Regions from separate parts of the Homo sapiens genome. Here region 1 is linked to region 2. Evidence: read pairs that join two places in POLR2A ChIA-PET (ENCODE). Cell type or tissue: K562. All regions are shown on one strand. Links, peaks and the distances in the headings refer to the core of each region. The heading gives the core; the rest is flanking DNA.

What was found. Peaks named below come from ENCODE experiments on the same cell type or tissue, not always from the same donor. Only the 100,000 strongest peaks of a DNase experiment are listed, where the experiment ranks them.
Region 1: POLR2A ChIA-PET joins it to region 2 with 5 read pairs; 2 of 35 experiments call an interaction of 5 or more read pairs at or near these places.

What each region holds. Positions count from the first base shown.
Region 1 is chr3:57,542,425-57,547,785 of GRCh38, forward strand. It overlaps DNAH12 (dynein axonemal heavy chain 12), which reads right to left and starts at 1,920. Exons shown (of 74, transcript NM_001366028.2): 1 at 1,773-1,920; 2 at 277-479. The coding sequence starts at 446. RefSeq lists an enhancer at 1,508-2,058. In K562, for the core only: no CTCF peak of the experiment used is centred there; a DNase peak (open chromatin) is centred at 1,967; H3K27me3 peaks cover 658 bases.
Region 2 is chr3:57,809,830-57,815,211 of GRCh38, forward strand. All of the region lies in intron 2 of SLMAP (sarcolemma associated protein), which reads left to right. Among named protein-coding and RNA genes, the nearest start is that of SLMAP, 56 kb to the left of the region's middle. In K562, for the core only: no CTCF peak of the experiment used is centred there; no DNase peak of the experiment used is centred there.

The DNA.
Region 1 (5,361 bases), core at 1-5,000, 270 kb before region 2:
ATACCTCAGTATACTCATCTAAACAATGGAGCTAACAATAGTACCTACCTTATAGGATTGTTGCAAGAAGTATAGGCGATAAGAACAATGTCTGTCAGTGTACAGTGTATAATATTTGCTACCATTACAATTACTTTTCAATTGTTTTTCTAATTAACTTGAAAATAGTATTTTACCCATGAACAACCTCCACAGTTAAAACTTTTTAGGAGAATATGAACACTAATCATTTTACTTGAATTCCAAGCAAGAATTATCTACTAATATGCTACTTACACTAACTGATTAATTTTCTGCTGCTGCTCCTTGGATCTTCTGTATTTTAGCAGCTTACTTTGTGTTGGTGTATCAACGCCTATGTTTTCTGGGAGATGGACAATGGGGGGTAACTTCAAGTTCAGAGCTTCCTTTTCTGCTGCAATGGCAGCTTTGTTTGCATCTGACATCTTGATCCCCTAAAGATTAAAATACTCTGTACTCTGAGGAGAAAAAGTCCATAAAGCCATTATTATGTCAGCAAGCCTCGACACATTCATAACATATCTAACATATCAATACCAAAAGTAAAATTCTAGACACTTTTGGATCTTCCTCCCAAGTATGGTATTAGTCTAAAGAATGACAGTTGAGGTAAGTTGGCAGGGATTCCTGTTAGAACTCTAAAACTCACTTATGAAGCAATGAGCCAGTCAGTTCCCCTTCAGGGCTTGTTTCCTAATGGATGAAACTAAGGAATTGAATTAGATGCTCTGTAAATATCCCTACAGCTGTAGCATTCTGGGTGCAAAATTTTCCCGAGATGCAAACCACTACCACCACCACCACAACAAATCCAGTTGTTGAGGGATGATCCCCTTCCCAGTAAAAGCTGATATTTAACATCATTAATGGTTTTTTTTTTTTTTTTTTTTTTTTTGAGACAGATTCTTGCTCTGTCGCCCAGGCTGGAGTGCAATGGCGCGATCTTGGCTCACTGCAACCTCCGCCTCCCAGGTTCAAGTGGTTCTCCTGCTTCAGCCTCCCGAGTAGCTAGGACTACAGGTGCGCAACCACGCCCAGCTACTTTTTTGTGTTTTTAGTAGAGACAGGGTTTCACCATGTTGGCCAGGCTGGTCTCGAACTCCTGACCTCAGATGATTTCCCGCCTCGGTCCCCCAAAGTCCTGAGATTACAGGCGTGAGCCACCGCCCCCAGCCAATCATTAATATTTTTAAACATCAGTATGATATCTTAGTCTTGCTGCCTTCCAAGAAAGTGATGCTATGATCAAGCAAAAAATAGGCATACTTGATGCATGGCAAATATAAAATGTCATGTAAATGCTCAAAAATTTTACTGTGGGCCAGGCGCGGTGGCTCACGCCTGTAATCCCAGCACTTTGGGAGGCCGAGGTGGGCGGATCACCTCAGGTCGGGAGTTCGAGCCCAGCCTGGCCAACATGGTGAAACCCCATCTCTACTAAAAATACAAAAATTAGCCGGGCGTGGTGGCAGGCGCCTGTAATCCCAGCTACTCAGGAGGCTGAGGCACAAGAATCGCTTGAACCTGGGAGGCAGAGGTTGCAGTGAGCTGAGATCCCGCTACCGCACTTCAGCCTGGGCGATAAAGCGAGACTCCGTCTCAAAAAAAAATTGTACTGTGATAACAACTATATTTGCCATGAATGCCTACAGGATTTGGAGATTCCTGCCTTGAAAGAGTGTTTAAGTTGGCACCCAAATCGCGATACCTGCCCTGGGAGAGAAAGGAAGAGAACAGCAGAGAACAAGTACCTGATTGTTTCTCACTACTTCCCCGCTGCGCAGACGCCAGAGAGAGAGAGAGACAGTCAGAGCCTCTCCTCAGGTGAAAGGCAGGGGGATAACGAGGGAGAAACCTCCGGAACGCCACCGGCTCTCAAACGAGTAGCTGGAGAAGGGCGGTCGCTGACCGGTTGGAAACAACGTCGTCGCCATGGAAACTGTGGCGGCCCCAGCTGGAGGGGCTGGGTGAAGGTTGCCTGGAGAGGCAGTTGCCAAGCTGCAAGGGGTTAGGATTACCTGTCACAACAATAATTCGTTACTCAAGTAAATGGGGTGTGAGGTTTTGTTTGTTTGTTTTAACCTAACTGCCTTTCCTGGGAAGGGGACCAGGAAATTAGAATCTTCAAACTGTGGAAAACTGCAAGACTGGAAATTTAGATCTGTTGGAAAACAGATTTATGGAAACACTCTCAGCAAGAGAATCAAGTCTTCAAATGTCCCCTAGTGACACCCTGTAAATATTGTAACTAATCAGCAATATAATTTATCTTGCTTCTAGATTTGCTATTTGTTGACACAGCACTTCCAGGAATTCTTTGGCAAAATCAAACAGGTTAAGGTGTGTGAATTTAGTGGTATGCTGGGAGAAAGATGTGAAATTTTGCTGTTTGAAGCTGCACAATGCATACTACATCTAAATGATAATAGCCTACGAGAATACTATGTGCCAAAATTAAATTAGGGAAGTGAATACTGCCGGTGTGTTAACAGCATATTCATTCAACAAATATTTGAGCACCTTCTATGTGCCAGTTGCTACGTAATTTTTTTTTTTTTTTTTAATGAGAGTACAGCCTACACTATTGTGTCTGGCACAGAGTAGGTGCTCTAAAATGTCATTTAAGCGAGTGAATGAACAAGTAAAACTTCCTGGTAGTTTGTAAAAGCAAATTATCTTTCTGTAGAAAATAAAATACTTGTATAAATAATGTGACTTTTTTTTTTTTTTTTGAGACAGAGTTTTGATCTTGTTGCCCAGGCTGGAGTGCTCACCACAACCTCCACCTCCCAGGTTCAAGTGATTGTCTTGCCTCAGCCTTCCAAGTAGTTGGGATTACAGGCATGCATCACCAAACCCGACTAATTTTTTTTCTTTTCTTTTTTTTTTTTTTAGTAGAGACGGGGTTTCTCCATGTTGGTCAGGCTGGTCTTGAACTCCTGACCTCAGGTCATCCGCCCACCTCGGCCTCCCAAAATGCTGGGATTACAGGCGTGAACCACTGCACCATGCCACCTTTTCTCTTTTAAACTCAGTCCTATGACAGATTAGACAGTTTTTTTAATGTCAATTTGTTAGGGTTTATTTTTTAGAGACAGGGCTCTCGCTCTGTCACCCAGGCTGGAGTGCAGCGGCACCATCATAGTGAAAGGAGTCAGCTAGATTTTGCATTAGGTAGATAGCAAGGGAAGGGTCCCCAGAGAACCCCCAGCCCATGGGTCAGTGCCTCATCCCCACATAACATAAAAAGCAGCCTGGGAAAAAATTCAAGCGGCAGGCACCAATAAGGGAACTAGCACAGGGTGTTGTGCCTGGAGACATGCCCACGGCTCCACAGATAGAAAAATCTCCAGCCCATTTGGACAAAAACTTGCACAGACCTCCTCCTCACTCACATAAAGGAACAAAGAAATGCCTTTGTCCTTTGTATAGTCAATGGGCTCCCAGGGAAAAAAAAGTTTATTTTCCTTTTGTGGGTATGGGCACAGTGGGCTCCAGTAGGTTCCAGTGGGCACTCTACTTTCCTTTATTTGGATTGTAAGTCCGGCTTCTAGGAATCATCACTTCAGCTCCTGATTTGTCCTGGGCCAAGGTCCAGGGCCAAACTTTCTCTTCAGTTCCTGATAGGTCCCGAGCCAAGCTAAGCAGCATCTATGAATCATCATTTCAGCTCCTGATTAGTACCAGGCCAAGCCCCAGGGTAGCGGGGTCGGGGGACGAAGCACATTCCTTCCCCTTCCCAGTCCATAAAAACCCTGGACCCCAGCCTCATAGGGGGCACCCCATTCAGGTCCCCCTCTCTGCTGGCAGAGAGCTTTCTTCTTTCTCTTATTAAACGTTCGTTCTAAACTAACCTTTGGGTCTGCGCTCCTTAATCATCTTGGAGGTGGGACAAATAACTCCAGGTGTTATCTCAGACAATGAGAAACTGTTACATCTTGGTGCATTGCTGAGACTACAGCAATAGCTCACTGCATCCTCAAACTCCTGGGCTCAAGGGATCCTCCCACCTTAGCCTCCTGAGTAGCTGGGACTACAGGCACACACCACGACATCGGCTAATTTTTAAAAATATTTTGTTGGGACAGTGTCTTACTATGTTGCACAGGCTTGCCTCAAACTAGTGGACTCAAGCAATCCTCCTGCTTCAGCTTCCTAAAAGTGTTGGGATTATAGGCATGAGCCACCATATCTAGCCTGAATGTCAATTTGGTTAGGCTAAATTAGAAGAACTAAAGAGAAGGCAGCAATCTTGTGTATGATATACCCACCTTCTCCCAGTCATTAATCAAACACTAATCTAGGGCTGCTGTGAGGAGATTACAGCTCAATTCAAGTCCCTGGTCAATTGACATTGATCTAAGAAGATTATCCTGGGTGAGCCTGACTCAATCAGTAGAAATCCTTTTAAAAAGATTTAGGCCTGGCAAAGTGGATCAACCCTGTAATCCCAGCACCTTAGGAGGCCGAGCCAGACAGACTTCTTGAGGGAGTTTGAGACCAGCCTGGGCAACATGGTGTAACTCTGTCTCTATTTTAAAAAATTAAAAATTAAAAAAATAATAATAAAGAGATGGGCATGCCCTGAGTCAAACTCCAAACAGCAGCTGGGTCTATAACTGCTCTCCATTTTCTGGTTCTTCCCTTCCTGACAGATAGTCTGCCCTACAGACCATGGACTTGGTTAACCAGCCCCCTCCATTGCATAAGCCAATTCTTTGTTTAAAAAAATATATATATATGTATAGACATACACACACACATATATAGATATAGATATAGATATAGATATAGATGATATGTATTATATCTTAGTGGTTCTGCTTCCCACTTTGAACCCTGACTGATACAATGTACGTCCTTTTTTTTTTTACTTTAAAAAAAAATTTTATTATAGAGACAAAGTCTCACAATGTTGGCCAGGATGGTCTTGAACTCCTGGCCTCAAGCAATCCTCCTGCCTTGGCCTCTAGATGTGCTAGGATTACAGGTGTGAGCCACCACGCCTGGCCGATGTACATCCTTTTTAATAGCCAATGTTTCCAAAAGTGTGTTCTTTTACAAGAACAGATTCCTCTTGAGCTTATACAAATAAATAATATTGCCATAAAACAAGAATACTCATGAATAGTTTCCTAATTCTGGAGATATCAGGTAGAGAGAAAGATAAATATTTCAATTTTACTCACAAAATATACCAAAAAGTTACCAAATTGCTATAAAACTACAGATAATGCAGAGAAAAAAAGTTTTCTTAACTCTGAAAGAAAATAATAATAAAAAGCAACGTTTCAAGCAAAAAAGTCATTAAAATCATTTCAGTCCTCATCAGTTCCGTCC
Region 2 (5,382 bases), core at 220-5,219:
TACTCTGTCACTCAGTAAAGCTCCTCTTTGCCTTGCTCACCCTCCACTTGTCTTCCTACCCTTTTCTTCCTGGACACAGCACAAGAACTTGGGACCTGCTGAAAGGCAAGGCTGAAAGAGCTGTAACACAAACAGGGCTGAAACATACCCCTTGCTTGCCATACTGCAGATAAAGAGGAGAGAAGAGCTGCAGCCCTTCAGGGAGCTCAGACCTGGAGCTCCCCAAGCCAGGGCTGTGACTCTTTGGTTCCCTGTGGTTCCTGGAGGCTCCAAGCTTCCAGGTGCCACCATGTTCCCTGGTGGCAACCATGGAAGCTGCTTGCGGTGTGCCTGATCTAGCCACAGCCTTACAGAGAGCCAGCACCCATGCTGGCACCTGGAGCTGCCCGCCCCACTGCAGCAGGCAGCATGCCTGTGCACAGTGGTCCGACCCCATGCTCGCTTGCTTGCACACCCCTTGCCACTCCATGCCTGGCTTGCCGTTGGCAGGCATGGGATCCAGGCTGGTAGCATGAACCGAGTGCAGCCTGCCAGCCCAAGTAGGCAGAATGAGCCCAGCAGACCCGAGCAAAACTCAGGCAAGGGCACCACCAGCCACAGAGGTTTCTGGCCAGAAAAGCGACACCCCAAGGATCCTGCAACAATTTTTCTCTTATTAGAAAAATTCTGTTGATTTCACTTTCTCTATTAGCATTGCTCATTTATTTGCTTCCATTTAGAGCAAAACTTCTTAAAAGATTTATCTATATATGCGGCCTCTCATTCCTCTGTGTCCATTTTCTTTGGAATCATTCTGGTAAGGCATTCATCTTCCGCTACGTCCGCACTGTTCTTGCCAAGGTCGTCGGTGGCTTTCAGATTATTTCCAGTGGTCAGCGTTTGTCCCTTACCTTACTTGATCTATCAGCATCATTTGACTGTTGATCTCTCCCACGTTCTTGGAAAACATTATTCACATAGCTTCCAGGACATATCACTTTCTCTTGGTTCTTTTCATACCTTACTGGCCATTCTTTACAATTTCCTTTGGTTGGTCCTGTTTTCCATGACCTTGAAACTTTGAACTGCTCCATGTCCTTGGACCTGTTGTCTATCTGTACTTGTTCCCTTGGTGATCTCATTCTGTCTCTTGGCTTTAAATTCTGTTTATATGCTGACGACAGCTTAATTTATATCTCAAGCTGAGACTTCTTCCCCTGAACTCTAGGCTCATATATCCAGCTGCCTTTAAAAAAATTTTTATTGTGATAAAATAAATGTAACATAAAATTTATCATTGTAGCCATTTTTAAGTATACAGTTCAGGGTATTATATACATTCATAATGTTCTGTAACCATTATCACCATTCATCTCCATAACTCTTTTCATCTTGTAAAGCTGAAGGTTTTTAAATATTAGACAGTAACTCTCCATTTTTTCCTCCCTCCAGTCCCTGCCAGACTCCATTCTTTCTGCCTCCATGATTTTGGACCCCTGAAACTACCTCAAATAAGAGGAATTATGTAGTATTTTGTCTTTTTGTGACTGGCTTACTTGATTCAGTATAATGTCCTCAAGGTTAATCCATGTTGTAGCATTTGTCAGAATTTCCTTCCTTTCTAAGGCTGAATAATATTTTATTGTATGTATATTTTTATGTCATATTTTGCTTATCCATTCATCTATTGATGGACACTTGGGTTGCTTTTACATTTTAGCTATTGTGAATAATGCTGCTATGATCATGGATGTACCAGTATCTCTTTGAGACCCTACTTTTGGCTATATACCCAGAAAGGGAATTGCTGGATCATATGGTAATTCTTTTTCAAAATTTTTGAGGAACTGCCATATTGTTTAACACAGTAGCTGTACCATTTTACATTCCACCAACAGTGCATAAGGGTTCCAATTTCTCCACATCTTTGCCAACACTTATTTTCTACTTTTTTTGAGAGTAGCTATCCTAATGGGTGTGAAGTGGTATCTCATTGTTTGCATTTCTCTAATGATTAGTGATGTTCAGCATCTTTTCATGTGCTTATTGGCCATCATATATCTTCTTTGGACAAATGTCTATTCCAATCCTTTGCCCATTTTTGAATTGGGTTCTTTGTTTTTTAGTGGTTGAGTTTTAGGTGTTCTCTATGTATTCTGGATACCAATCCCTTATCAAATGTATGATTTGCAAATATTTTCTCCCATTCTGTGCGTTGCCTTTTTACTCTGTTGATAGTGCCCTTTGACACACAAAAGTTTTTAATTTTCATGAAGTCCCCTTTGTCTTTTCTATTGTTGCTTTTGCCTTTGGTGTCATATCCAAGAAATCACTGCCAAATCCAATGTTGTGAAGCTTTTGCGCTATGTTTTCTTTTAAGAATTTTATACTTTCAGGTCTTACATTTAGATCATTGATCCATTTTGAGTTCATTTTTGTATATAGTGTTACGTTAGGCTCCAACTTCATTGTTTTGTATGTGGATATCCAGTTTTCCTAGCACCATTTGTTGAAAAGACTATTCTTTCCCATTAAATGATCTTGGCACCCTTGGACATAATCTTTTGACTGTATATGTGAATGTTTATTTCTGGACTGTCTATTCTATTCATATTCTTTTGAATATGAGATATATGTCTGTCTGTATGCCGGTACCATACTGTTTTGATTAGTGTAGCTTTGTAGTAGGAATCAGGAAGTGTGAATCCTCAAGTTTTGTTTTCTTTTTCAAGATTGTTTTGGCCATTGAAATTCTATATAAGTTTTAGGATGAGCATTTCTAATTTTGCAAAAAACATCACTGGAATTTTGATAGGGATTGCATTGAATCTATTGATTGCTTTGGGTATTATTGGCATCTTAACAGTATTAAGACTTCTATGATTATGGGATGTGTTTTTATTTATGTCTTTAATTTCTTTCAGTAATGTTTTATAGTTTTTATTGTACAAATATTTTACCTCTTTGGCTAAGTTAATTCCTAAGTTAATTCATTAAAAATTTTTTTAAATTTTTCCTTTTTTTTTCTTAACCCCTTTCCCAACTCCCTAAGTTAGTTCTTTTTGATGCTACTGAAAATGAGATTGTTTTTATAATTTCCTTTTTGGATTGTTCATTGTTTAGTGTATAGAAATGCAACTGATTTTCCTGTATTGTCTTTGTATCTTACTACTTTGCTGAATTCATTTATTCTAACAGTTTTTTTCTGGACCATTTAGGGTTTTCTACATACAAGACTATATCATCTATAAACGGATAATTTTATTTTGTCCTTTCCGTTTGGATGCTTTTTTTTTTTTTTTTTTGAGACAGAGTCTTGCTCTGTTGCCCAGGCTGGAGCGCAGTGGTGTGATTTCGTCTCACTGTAACCTCCACCTCCCGAGTTCAGGTGATTCTCCTGCCTCAGCGTCTCGAGCAGCTGGGATTACAGGCATGCGCCACTGTGCCCAGCTAATTTTTGTATTTTTGGTAGAGATGGGGTTTCACCATGTTGGCCGGGTTGGTCTCGAACTCCTGGACTCAAGAGATCCTCCCGCCTTGGCTTCCCAAAGTGCTGGGATTACAAGCCACCATACCCTGCTGGGTATAAGCTTTTAAAATTTTAATAAATATTGCTGAATCATTTTCCAAAAAAGTTGTATCAATTTATAGTCTCATGTCCAGGACAGTGAGCCTTCTGTATCCATGGGTTACACATCCATGGATTCAACCAATTTTGGATGGAAAATATTTGGGGGAAAAAAAAGGATGGTTGCGCCTGTACTAAACATGTACAGAATTTTATTTTTGTCATTTTCTAAACAATACATCATAACAACTATTTAAGTAGTATTTGTATTAGGTATTCTAAGTAGTCTAGAGATGAATTAAAGTATATAGAAGGATGTGTATAGGTGTTAATGCAACTACTACATCATTTTATAAAAGGGTCTTGAATATCCATGGTGGCTTTGGTGTCAGTCCTCTCCATGGATACTGAGACATGATGTATATGAAAATGTTGTTTCCTCCACATTCTTGCTAGAGCCAGTTATCACTAATCTTAGTCTTTGCCAAACTTATATTAAACATCTTGTTAGTTGCCTATCTTCCTGAGCTTTTAGGCTTGAGAGTTTTGGCGTCAGGTGCCTGTTTGTACCTTCCCATACATGTCTTTTTTTTTTTAATGGAAATTTCAAATAATATAGGAAGGTATAATGGGAAGGCCCTTATCCTTATACTGTGTCCCAAGTAGCATTTTGAGTTTTGAATAGAGTGAGTTATGACCTTCTGTGAGCATTATTCTTTTTTTTTTTTTCTATTTTATTTTTTCTCCCCGCAATACTTTCCAAGTCATGAGCCCCTCTCTCAGGGTGAACCCATCCGAGGGTGTCCTTCAGTTGCCTGCCTGCCTTCTTTCCATTCATCGTCCATCTCTGTCACCCAGGCGGGAGTGCAGTGACACAATCATGGGTCATCGCAGCTTCAATCACCTGGGCTCAAGCGGTCCTCATGCCTCATTTTTTGATTTTTTGTAGAGACAGGGTCTCACTTTGTTGCCCAGGCTGGTCTTAAACTCCTGGACTCAAGCAATGCGCCCACCTCAACCGCTCAAATTGCTGAGGTTACAGGTGTGAGCCACCGTGCCCAGTCCTCTGAGCATTATTCTGTGGCTTGACTGGGTTTCCAGCCCTGTTACTTAGGGCCAGGAGTGCAGTAGGACCCTGGTTTAGAAAAGGAATTATGACATCTGCTAAATACTATTTAGCTTAATTTATTCATAAATTGGTTCACACTGTTAATTGAATAGTTACAGATCTCCTAGTCTGTGTAATATATTCTAAGCATACTTACATACACATGAGAGCTGACTAGTAATTTCCTCTTGATATAACTTCACTTAGGGCTGGGTGCAGTGGCTCATGGGTGTATTCCCAGGACTTTGGGAGGCTGAGGCAGGAGAATCACTTGAGGCCAGGAGTTTGAGACCAACCTGGGCAACAAAGTGATGCCTGTCTCTACAAAAACAAAACAAAACAAAACAAAAAAACTAGCTGGGTGTGGTGAATGTGTGCCTGTAGTCCCAGCTACTCGGGAGGCTGTGGTGGGAGGATCTCTTGATCCTGGGAGGTTGAGGCTGCAGTGAGCTGTGATTGCCTACTGTACTCTAGTATGGGTTACAGAGCAAGACTCTGTCTCAAAAACCCCCCAAAATTTGGGATTCCCTAATCCAGCAGTCTCCAACCTTTTTGGCACCGAGGACTGGTTTCATGGAAAACAGTTTTTCCATGGATGGTAGGTAAGGAATGGTTTCAAGATGAAACTGTTCCACCTCAGATCATCAGGCATTAGTTAGATGTGCAACCTAGATCCCTCACATGCATCGTTCACAATAGGGTTTGCACTTCTGTGAGAATCTAATGC